Linked DNA regions of Homo sapiens: region 1 is linked to region 2. A link is a loop called in an ENCODE intact Hi-C map of the cell type or tissue named here. Cell type or tissue: Panc1. All regions are shown on one strand. Each heading gives the region's core, and the rest is flanking DNA. Links, peaks and the distances in the headings are about the cores only.

Region 1 (5,390 bases), core at 282-5,281, 590 kb before region 2:
TCTCGGGGTAAGTAGTGCTCAGTGACAGATCAACTGTGAATCGTCCCTATTTAATAAGTTCTTAGTGGAAGCCGAGGAGGGAGGAGCCGGGCCTCAGGTCTGCGGCTCCAAGACCTTGCGCCGCGGCTGCGACGAGGTGGCCGGCGGAACCCTTCTAACTGGCACATACTTCCTCTGTTCGCACAGCTCGGAGCGCGCTCGGCGAGCCGCCGCCTCGGCCACCGCAGGCAGAGCAGAAGCGCTCCCGAGGCAGCAGCCCTGCAGGTCGCGCTGGGCCCAGGCCCTGCTCCCCACCGCGGCTCTCAGCCCGCGCCCTCTCCCTGCAGATTTGGGTCTCTCCCAGCTCTTGCTACTATCTGGTCTGGGACAGCGAGTCGCCCCTGCGGGAGCTCCGCCGAAAAAAGAGGACCTTCGCGAGAGCGAGATTGAACTTGATTTACGATAAAAGGGCCCTGTCACTTTGTGGAGCTGATGGATTCCCGCCCCCACCCACCCCCATTCCCGCCGTCAGACTTCATTCTTTAGTGAAGAGGCCCTCAGTGTGGCTGTCCTCCCGCCTCCTCCTAACGATTCGCATACACGTCGCAGCCAGGGATTTGGCGCGGCGGCCTTGAAGCCCAGCCGCGGCGCGCCGGCTCCGTGCGGGTTCTTGCTCGGCGCGTACCCCAGCTGGGCCCCGCGCTCCTCCACCTTCAGGACCGCCCGGCCGCCACGAGTTCCTGCGCCCGGGTACAGACAGCGCTTCAGGGAGGCATGGGCGCATCAGGACAGGGGCTCTATAGGCCTGGGACGGGAATCCAGACGCTTTCAAGGACGGTACTTGGGATGGCCTACAGAGCAGGGCCCTTCTCTCACATCTCGGGGGGCTCTGGAGGGAATATAAAGCCTTCTTCTCCTGTGAAGACAATAAAATAATCTTTGCTCAGATGGGAGCTCTTATCTGCATCCAGCTTCACTCCCACCGCTCTAAAGACCTCATGGCTGCAAATGATACCTCCTTCAGATTTCTCTTCAATTCTTGGAAGTCAACTCCTCTTTGTTGATCACCCCCTACTTCCCCTTTGGCTCTTCTCTTCCTCCTTCCCACTATAGTTGGAGGTACGAAAATGCTAAGTGGAATTTAGGAACCAGTAGACATATGTAGTGCAATGGATTATCCATGTCTGTAGATTCAAGCGTTATTCGCGAGACGGGGTTTCCCCCAAAGCCTCTGGGGACTGGAGGAAGAGGTGTTCCAGGGCGCCCATTCAGGCACAGTCCATCCTCACGTGAACTAGTAGGGAAAGTTTTCTATAAAACAATGTACATTTATAATGCCTCTTTAGGAGAGAGGAATTAGATATTAGTGGTGCGTTGTTTCCCCACTCCTATAATACAAAATTAGGGTGCCTGTGGTGTAAAAATGGTCTGCATTCTAAAACAAATCAGCTGACAGAGTGTTAGGAAAAAATGTGGAAGTCCGTGCTATTCACTTCCTACTGCAGGAAAGCTAAGTTATTTGGTATAGTTTTCAAATGTCAGAGTCTCCCAAGCACATTAGCTAGGTTTCCTGTAGAGTGAACAGTTTTTCTAATGATTTAATTTTAAGCTTTTGATTTTAAATATATCTCCAATTTGATAAAATTGCCGTGTCATAATTTCTGAAAAATGCAAATAATGTTTGTTAGTAGCATTGATAATCTGATTGCCCAACTTCCTCTTGAACCAACTCTTGCCTCCTGCAGACTGGGTATCTGCAAACTGATGAGCAGAGAGATTCCAGACTAGATATTAAGAAAGACAGTTTCCCACTGGAAGTAGGGTGCATCAGAGCTGTAGCCACTTTAAAGCGTCACCTTCTTATTCATCTGTTTTATTTCCCACAAATGTTCTATTAATGAAAGCTTACCAAATTGTTTCCATTAAATTAAGAGGATTTTAAAGGGACACCTACTTTCTCACTGGCCTTGAGTGAACACACTGAGGCATTGCATTAAACATTATCATATGTGAATAGACACATAAATTTCACATAATCTTTCATTACTATGCATTGATAGATTGGCCCAGAAAGTCACATAAAGCACAATTGGATAACCGTGGGATAGCACACTTCCCTTTGTCTTCCTTCTTTTCTGGATTGCTTTGGAAATTTCTGGGAATCCACATTTCTGATTGCCCCACAAACTTTTCTAACACACATTAGAGATGACCACCAAGAGCCAGATGTTCGCACCAAACAATTCTAGCCAGCGGCATCACGTGACTACTACCCTCGCGGCTGGCTGCGCGATTGCAGGGGCTCTCCCATTGCCTTCTCTTCAGCCATTGAGTGGCAGCTACCTGGGCGTGCCTGGTTGCAGAGCCGGGCCCAAACTTCTGTTATCCATTTCCTCTTACCCGTCTCCTATTATTATTTTGAGTTAAAATTCTTTGCCCCTGCTGGCGCATAAGGGATGATATTAGGCAGCTCCGCACAGCCGATCTTGAGTCTCATGGCCTAATTTTTCCTGCAGAAGGTACAGTGCCTCTCACATGCTGAAAGTCCTCCCACCAAGAAATTTATTGGGGCAGAATTAGATTAGAATTTATATATAAACATTAAGACCTTTCCACCTCATTTAGTAAAGCAACAATGACTGCTTTCATTTCAGAAACTGATAGTAGACATGATGGCCAAGGGTCTGGTAAGAAGTGTCAGGTGGGCGAATTCAAAAGAGGAAAGTTGTGGCCTGCTGGGAGACTTTTAAGGCCCAGGTTTGCAGAATCCTTTCAGCTCCCCATTCCCTGCCTGCCTTGTCCTCCTGATTTTTACTTTGTTATTTCACATGTCTGGGGTGTTTTCATGTGGCCGAAGGTGACAGGTCAAATAAACATTTCCATTGAGAAATGTCAATGATGAAAAGATGACCATGTACATTTAAGCTTGTAAATGCGTTGGATCTTACTATTAATTAATATTTTGGAACATAATTTAAAAACCCAACTATTCAAAACACTGCTTTTTATACACAAGTGCCACATAAGGCATTGGCATTTCAAGAAGGATCCCTTCTATTTGGCAACATGTTTTACGGGCTTTTCTTTTCTTCTCGTGAATGATCTAGTCCCTTAGAGGAACATGACTGGTACTCGGTTCTGTCCAGAAATTTGGCAGAGGATATTTCCAACATCCACATTAATAAGTAATTGAATTTTAAGCAGAGCTGATCTTGATCCAAACCCAGGACTGGAAGGAATCTCAAAAGTCATCCAGTTTAATACCTATTCTAAACTTCAGTTTTTTTCTACAATGTATTTGCTTAATGGTTTTTCTCCTCTCCCATTTTTATTTTTTCCTGTAAGGATAGGAGACAAAAGGGAAGAAAACAGAAAACGCAGGATTACAGCACTTTCAGGTGATTCTTGACCTTCAATTTTAATGGAGTTAAATTTATGTGGTCAAATTCTACTACAAAAGAAACAGACTTTTTGTGAAAATCATTAAAATAACTTTCCTATTGTATAGATAATGCCTGCTAACTGTAGAAGATTTATAAAATGCTAAAAAGTAGAGAGAAGAAAAAAACTCATCTTCTACCACTCACTACTACCATTTGGTTTATAATTTCTGGATTTTTGCAGTGCATTTTTATGTAGTTGTGTCATATTTCATTTGGGATGTATATGTTTTTCCCATGTAATACAAATATTTCTTTATATTATTTAAAACTCTTTGTAAGTGTGATATTTGATATATAATAATCTCTTCCATAAATGTGTCATAATTGTGCCCAGGTGCGGTGGCTCACACCTGTAATTTCAGCACTTTGGGAGGCCAAGGTGGGAGGATTGCTTGAGTCCAGGAGTTCGAGACCAGCCTGGGCAACAGGGTGAGACCCTGTCTCTGCAAAAAAATTAAAAATTAGCCAGATGTTGTGGCACACACCTGTGGTTCCAACTACATGAGAAGCTGAGGCAGGAGGATTGCTTGAGTCCAGGAGGTTGAGGCTGCAGTGAGCTGTGATTGTGCCACTGCACTCCAGCCAGGGCAACATAGTGAGACTCCATCTCTACCAAAAAATTAAAAAATAACTCGGGTGTAGTGGCTAAAAAAAAAAAAGTACCATAGGTGTGTCAACCATCCTTCCATTGCTGGACATTTATTTTCTTTTTTAAATTTTGAGTTAAATTATACATGTATATATATTATACATTTATATGTGTAATATATATACATGTATATGTATATATATTTTATATATATATATATATATATATATATATATATATATATATAGAGAGAGAGAGAGAGAGAGAGAGAGAGAGAGAGAGAGAGAGAGACAAGGTCTCATCCTGTTGCCCAGGTTTGAGTGTGGTGTGGGATCGTGGCTCACTGCAGCCTCAACCTCCTGGGCTCAAGTGATCCTCTTACTCCAGCCCCCCCGAGTAGCTGGGGCTCTAGGTGTGTGCCACCATGCTCAACTAATTTTTGTATTTTAAAATAATATTTCAATGACCATGAAAGCAAGATTTTTGAGAATGGTTTCTGTGTGTTATTTGGTATATCACATTACTATTGATCTTGAGTGGAAGCAAAGAAAGAGCAAGAGCAAGATGACCAGCTCAGGAGGGGAAATGAATTAGTGACCAAATGAATTAGTGACCAAAGGTAGTGGTTTCACTGAATTGTGTAAATTGAGTTACCACCTGAGTTACCCTGTATAGGTTGTAGTGAAGTAAGCTACGAACATCATTTACCATTTTTCTTACGTGTATTTTAAGGCTTCCTTACTTCGGGTATCAATTTGACAGCCTTCTCATCAGAGCAAGAGACTTGCCTGACTAAAGAGTGGGAAGGAAGGTCAGATCTCTTTTGACTTAGGTTGGTAGCATGTTGCCTGCCAAGCTTACCCTGTTGTTTTCTGTGCTCCAACTATTCTGTGGGTAAGTAGAGGGCTCTAGCTTCTGGGGGTTGTCAATCTAGCACCTTTCATGAGAGCTAAATTCAGGTTAAAGAAAAAAAAAAAGAACCATAACTGACAAAGAAATTTGAGGGTGAGGGTAGGGGGTTTGAGGAAAAGAATTAAATAGCAATAGTCTACCCTTTCATTTACATGACACACATTAACCGTACTACAGAAGTTCCAAGAGAACTGTCTTGTTCTCTTGTCTCCAGGAGCCCATGTAGGGCGCTTTAATTGCCACATTTTCAAACTGATATAATAGTGGGGATGTCTTAGTAATTACCTTAATGAGATAACACCTTTCCTTCCCTCAACCTACTCATTATCACGCCTCTTGTTCAAATTTCAACTACAAAGAACTCTACTTGTAAAAAAAAAAGTCTGAAATGTATTGTTCCAGGTCTCATACCCTTAAAATAATCACACTGCACATATCTTAAAAATATGAAAGAAATAGTACACACA
Region 2 (5,390 bases), core at 92-5,091:
GTAGGCATTCAATATTTTACTTATAAACAGGTTTATTAGTATGTTAACAAACCCACAGTTCTAATAGCTTCACAAAACAAAAATTCATTTGATCCTCATAATAACCCTATTAAGGTAGGGATTATTCTTATTGCCATTTTACAGATAAGGTAACTGGGGTATGGAGAGGCTAAATAACTTTCCCAAGTTGACACAGCTAGAAAGTGACAGAGCTGAGATTAAAACCCCGGCAGATTTCATACTTTTAGCGAATTCCCTAAGTATTAGTTCTTCTTTCATCCCCTCTACTGCTGATCTTTCCCCTTAATCCCTTAGGCTAAATATGTTGTCCCAACAGTCTTTCCCACAAATCATATGTTGGGAGCCCAAATCACTATGCCACATGGTGATAACAGGGCAATTGTAAAGAGGAAATAAATGGTGTTAACATACATCTTTAACAAAGCCCTTCATGATGGAGCTCCTGCCTCCATAATTCCACAAGACCCCTTTATTCCAAGCAAATGTGACTGCTTGTGATTCCCAGCCTGCAATCCTGTCTCCTGCTTCCATTACATCACACATGCTGTTTCCTCCATCTGAAACTCCTTTCTCCTCCACCTTCATTTTCTCCCTCTTTCTTCTAACTAACTCCTACCAGTTCCTTCCTGAATCATTTTATTACATTGGTGAAAAAAGGAATTGTGGTTTTTGCCATTTAAAAGTAATGGCAAAAACCGCAATTACTTTTGTACCAAGCTAATACCAGGTGAGTCTTCCGTGATTTTTAGAGTTTAGATACCCATTCACCCCATTCACTGTATGATTCCATAATAGCCAGGCAATATGTTCTATCAAAGCACCTGTCACACTGGACCACAACAATTGACTTTTTTGTTGCCTGTACTTGACTATGAGTTTTTGAAGGCAAAGACTGCATCTTATTTATGTGTGTTTCCAGTGCCTAGCACTGTCCATGTCATTAAGCAGGCATTCGACATATGTTTGCTCCATGAATGAACAAAGGTTTCGGCGACTTGGAAATTCTCCTTCTTCCCTCTAACTTCTGTATCTCTCACTTTGTCCACAGACATATATTATCCAAACAGAGAGGCAGAGAAAGTGGTTGGAAGTGTAAGAAATAGACTTCAAACACTTGAAGAGGAAGTTATGTAGAAATGGATCATTTTGATTCCTTGCATTCCCTGAGGTTGCCAAAAACATTCATTAAAAACATAAAAATCTGAACAGAAAATTAGCATTTGATCAGTTACTTATATCTAAGCATTATTATTCATTGAATCTAATTGGTTAGATTATTTCCTTTTGATTTTTTTTAAAGAGAAACAATGCTCAGTAGAGAGCATTAAAGCCTTTAATTCTAATTCTGAAAAATATGTAAATATTAATATCAAATATGTTCTAAATACCAAATAAAATAGAGTTAGCCCTGGAACAACTGGGTACACTGTTTAAGTTATGCCTTTTTTTTTTTTTTTTTGCAAAAGTATGCTGGCTATTAAAGCCCCATAAAACACAAAAAATAGAAAGGAAGTGGTGAAAATCTCCCAAATTGATCTATAGTGAAAAAGAATTGGGCAGGGTCTGGTTATTGTTATGTGACTATACGCACAAAGGTCCAAAGAACACAAAAATGAAAAAAATTCTGCTTGCGTGCCTTATGCAATAACATTTCTGCTTTTAGATTTTCTCTGGACTTTTTGAGAAAAGTATTTGTTCCTAAATTACCTGGTGCAACCATCACAATGTTTGAGAAATTTAATTCTGCTTACATCATTAGAAGCCCAGTATAACATCTCAAAAGAGCATTTTAAAAATTACTTTTGATATTTCATCCAAATTTGAATTGGAACAGGAAGAGAAGTGTCTCTTTCAATGTTATAAGGATTCAAATGTAATTATCACTTTCACCTAGAAAACATGTCATCACCAAAATAAATTTATATAAAAACTTGAAAATACAAATTAAATGGTACAATATATACGTATGTGTACATACACCTATACTTGTATGTTTTTTATTGATACATAATTGTATGTACTTATGTGGTACTATACTTGTATGTTTGTGAATATGAATTTCTGTTGCAACTATTTGAATGGTTCCTTTGAGCAATAAGTCATTGGACAAAAAAGACTATTTAAATGGCCACTTAAGATAAAGCCATTTTCTCCAACATTGGCTTCCATAGCAATACTGCGATTAACTAATGGTGGGATGTATTTTGGTAATTGGCTGTCATATCCAATCTCTATGAAAAACTGCATATCCCAGATGTCTCCACTACACATTCAACTCTATCTTGAAAAATCGAAGAAATTTTGTCCCAACACTGACAGAATAATAATGAGAACCAAGCAATGGCTTACCCTCTTGACAGCCAAAATCAAGAATGAGGCTACCTTTTTGGGTCCTCAACCTCACTCCGTGGACTGTGGACCAGACTCTGAGGATGCTCTTCAGGAGGTAAAAGCATTGTCCCTGAGCATCAGTTATCCTCAAGGCTCAGATCAAAGGAAGAGCATCTTCCATGTTACAGACCTCCACTAGCAGCTCTTGCAGTCATCCATAACACTTCTGCAGGGCTCACACTTCAAAACAAAATTCCCAGAGAAATAATATAGATAAGATTAACTGAGAAATAGATACAATTGAAGAGTTTTTTTAAAAAAAAAAAAGGGAGGGGGGCTTATAAAACAGTAACCCGATTCTTTTTTTATTCAGTTTCAATAATAAATAATTTAATATAATAATTTACGTGCATTTAAAAGGCTAGGCAATAGAAGCTCTAGGGTAAGCATGACTTTCACAAACCTGATATAATACCTATCTAAAAACAATTCATATTTATTACTGGAATAAATCCCTAAAATTCCTTTCTAAAGGCTTATCAAACCAAATTGGGTCCCAGCCCAACAAATCGAATTAGAAATCCATGTAAGTCTGCTAACTGAGTTATTAAAGTGATCTGCATGGATATTCCCAGTTCACCAGAAAAACCTTCTGTTTGGATGGACATTTAGTCAAATGCTGCCCTCTAGTGAGAAAACTCTGTTAAAGGCTACAAAAGGCCCTAAGATTACAAAGCATTCATAACTTCAAAGAAAAGACACCCAAATAAGATTAACCAAGTAAAATCTTCAACTAGAAACCACAGTTATTCTAGATTAAAATATCTATTTCATTTTTACTTTGTTAATAATGCCTATATTTTCTTTCTAAAAGTATCTTGTAAATAGGTAACATATTTAAATTACCATGGTAGGGATAGCTCAACCCGTGTGATATTTAGATATTTTTAGGCTTTTACATTTGATAATCCAATAATAGTAATTGATATTAAAGTATGATACATTTATTTGTTTTAGCTAGTGATGCAGCTAAAGAATTTGTATAAAATAAAATGGGTGATAATATGGTCTCCCACTCTGTCAATTAAAAAAACGTAAAACAAGTGGTAGATATTCCACAGAATATTTGCATTAATAATCAATACTTCACTTCTAGATATTTATTTTGCTGTAAAAGTCAAGATTTCTAATGTTCTTTAACAATATAAGAATATTGTTATATCTTCAAATAGAAAACTCAACTACTCACTTCTAATTCAGCAAAGGAAAATCTCTACTTTCAAGTTTCTTCACGCAATTCTAGTACATTTTATTCATTTAGCAGAAACAGGCATTTAGCATTTTTTAAATTGTATTCTAGACTTCGTAAACCCTGACAGTGCAAATTTCCTCCTAAGACACAATCTTATTAGAGCATTTATTCATTCTTCTGTTACGTCTTTTAGTGAACTTCATGGCTACCTGCTCTAAACCCACACTCTGCTAGTCATTTTGGATATAATGGTGAAAAGGATGGGCCTGGTTCCAAAACATATGTATCCTGTAATCGAATGAGGGAAACAGATACGCAATCAGGTAATTATGAAGCCTTACGATGAAGAGAGACATAGTACTCTCCAGAAGCAGGTAGAAGGTGTACCTGATCCATATTGGGAAAACAGGAATGCTCCACTCCCCAAGAAAGTAAGACTTGAGTTTCAACAAGGTTCTACAGCCATTGAAAGTCCTCTGAAAGTAGTGTGAGCCATACAGACCAATTTCTTTTTGCAGAAGCAATTTCCCTGATGGTTTTGTGCTTTCTTCAGTAAATCATTCCCAGTTAGATATGCAGTGATGGTATTTCCACACTCAGCACTGGTGACACTTACATTTGAATTAACTCTCCCCATAAATGTAAAGTAAAATATTTATATTTTAGTATATTTACTTAATAGAAAATTGTATTCTCCTTTCTTAATTTTAAACACATCTACACAACAATATGCCTTTCCTTTTCAAAAAAAAATAAGAAAACTAAAATTAAATTATTGTGTAAGTATATTGTCGTCATGTGCTCTAGTAGACCTGCTAGTACCCTATGTGGTCTTGGGCAAGTCATACATCTACAGTCTGGATCCTTTCAGCTCCAATATTCTGTAAGTCTATCAGTGACTCTCTATATAAATTACTCTTGGCCTGGCACAGTGGCTCATGCCTGTAATCTCAGCACTTTGGGAGACAGAGGTGGATGGATCACCCTGAGTTCAGGAGTTCGAGACCAGCCTGGGCAACATGGCAAAACCCGGCTCTACCAAAAATACAAAAATAAAAATAAAAATTAGTCAGACATAGTGGCATGTGTCTGTAATCCAAGCTACTTGGGAGGCTGAGGCTTGAGCCTGAGAGGCAAAGTTTGTAGTAAGCTGAGATCACACCACTGCACTTTAGCCTGGGCAACAGAGTGAGACCCTGTCTCAATCAATCAATCAATCAATTAGACTCTTCATTTTAAAGTATTGTACTTGTTGTTGACTTTCAGTTTTTCATCTTCTAGTCACCATGGTCATCATGGTTTACAGAAGACAAACTCTTGCTTGAGTAGGATTTAATCTTGTTCTTTCTTTTTTTATTATTTATTTTTATTATGCTTTAAGTTCTAGGGTACATGTGCACAACGTGCAGGTTTGTTACATATGTATACATGTGCCATGTTGGTTTGCTGCACCCATTAACTCGTCATTTACATTAGGTATTTCTCCTAATGCTATCCCTCCCCCCATCACCCACCCCACGACAAGTCCCGGTGTGTGATGTTCCCTGTGTCCAAGTGTTCTCATTGTTCAATTCCCACCTATGAGTGAGAACAAAAAGGAAATAGAAATTGAAGTTTGTGGGGGAGTGTTTACTAAAGTCCTGGTTCTAGATTAAAATGTCAGCAATATATCAAGAACATATCTCTATAAGAAGAATTAAGCTCAGGAAATTTGCTACTTAAGAGATCTTTTAGTTTCCTTTAACATTTAACATCAAAATTTAAACACGCATGTGGAAAAGTTTGC

Evidence for each region. Peaks named below come from ENCODE experiments on the same cell type or tissue, not always from the same donor. Only the 100,000 strongest peaks of a DNase experiment are listed, where the experiment ranks them.
Region 1: it touches region 2 in a loop (2.3-fold over the local background); 2 of 110 quality-filtered maps call a loop at or near these places.

The regions. Positions count from the first base shown.
Region 1 is chr1:90,701,897-90,707,286 of GRCh38, reverse strand. No RefSeq gene overlaps it. Among named protein-coding and RNA genes, the nearest start is that of BARHL2, 13 kb to the left of the region's middle. RefSeq lists an enhancer at 448-1,242. In Panc1, for the core only: no CTCF peak of the experiment used is centred there; no DNase peak of the experiment used is centred there; H3K27me3 peaks cover 836 bases.
Region 2 is chr1:90,112,374-90,117,763 of GRCh38, reverse strand. LOC105378848 (a long non-coding RNA gene) reads right to left here and starts at 2,592. Exons shown (of 3, transcript XR_947587.2): 1 at 2,371-2,592. In Panc1, for the core only: CTCF peaks have their summits at 2,819 and 3,019 (motif pointing left); a DNase peak (open chromatin) is centred at 3,023; H3K27me3 peaks cover 1,124 bases.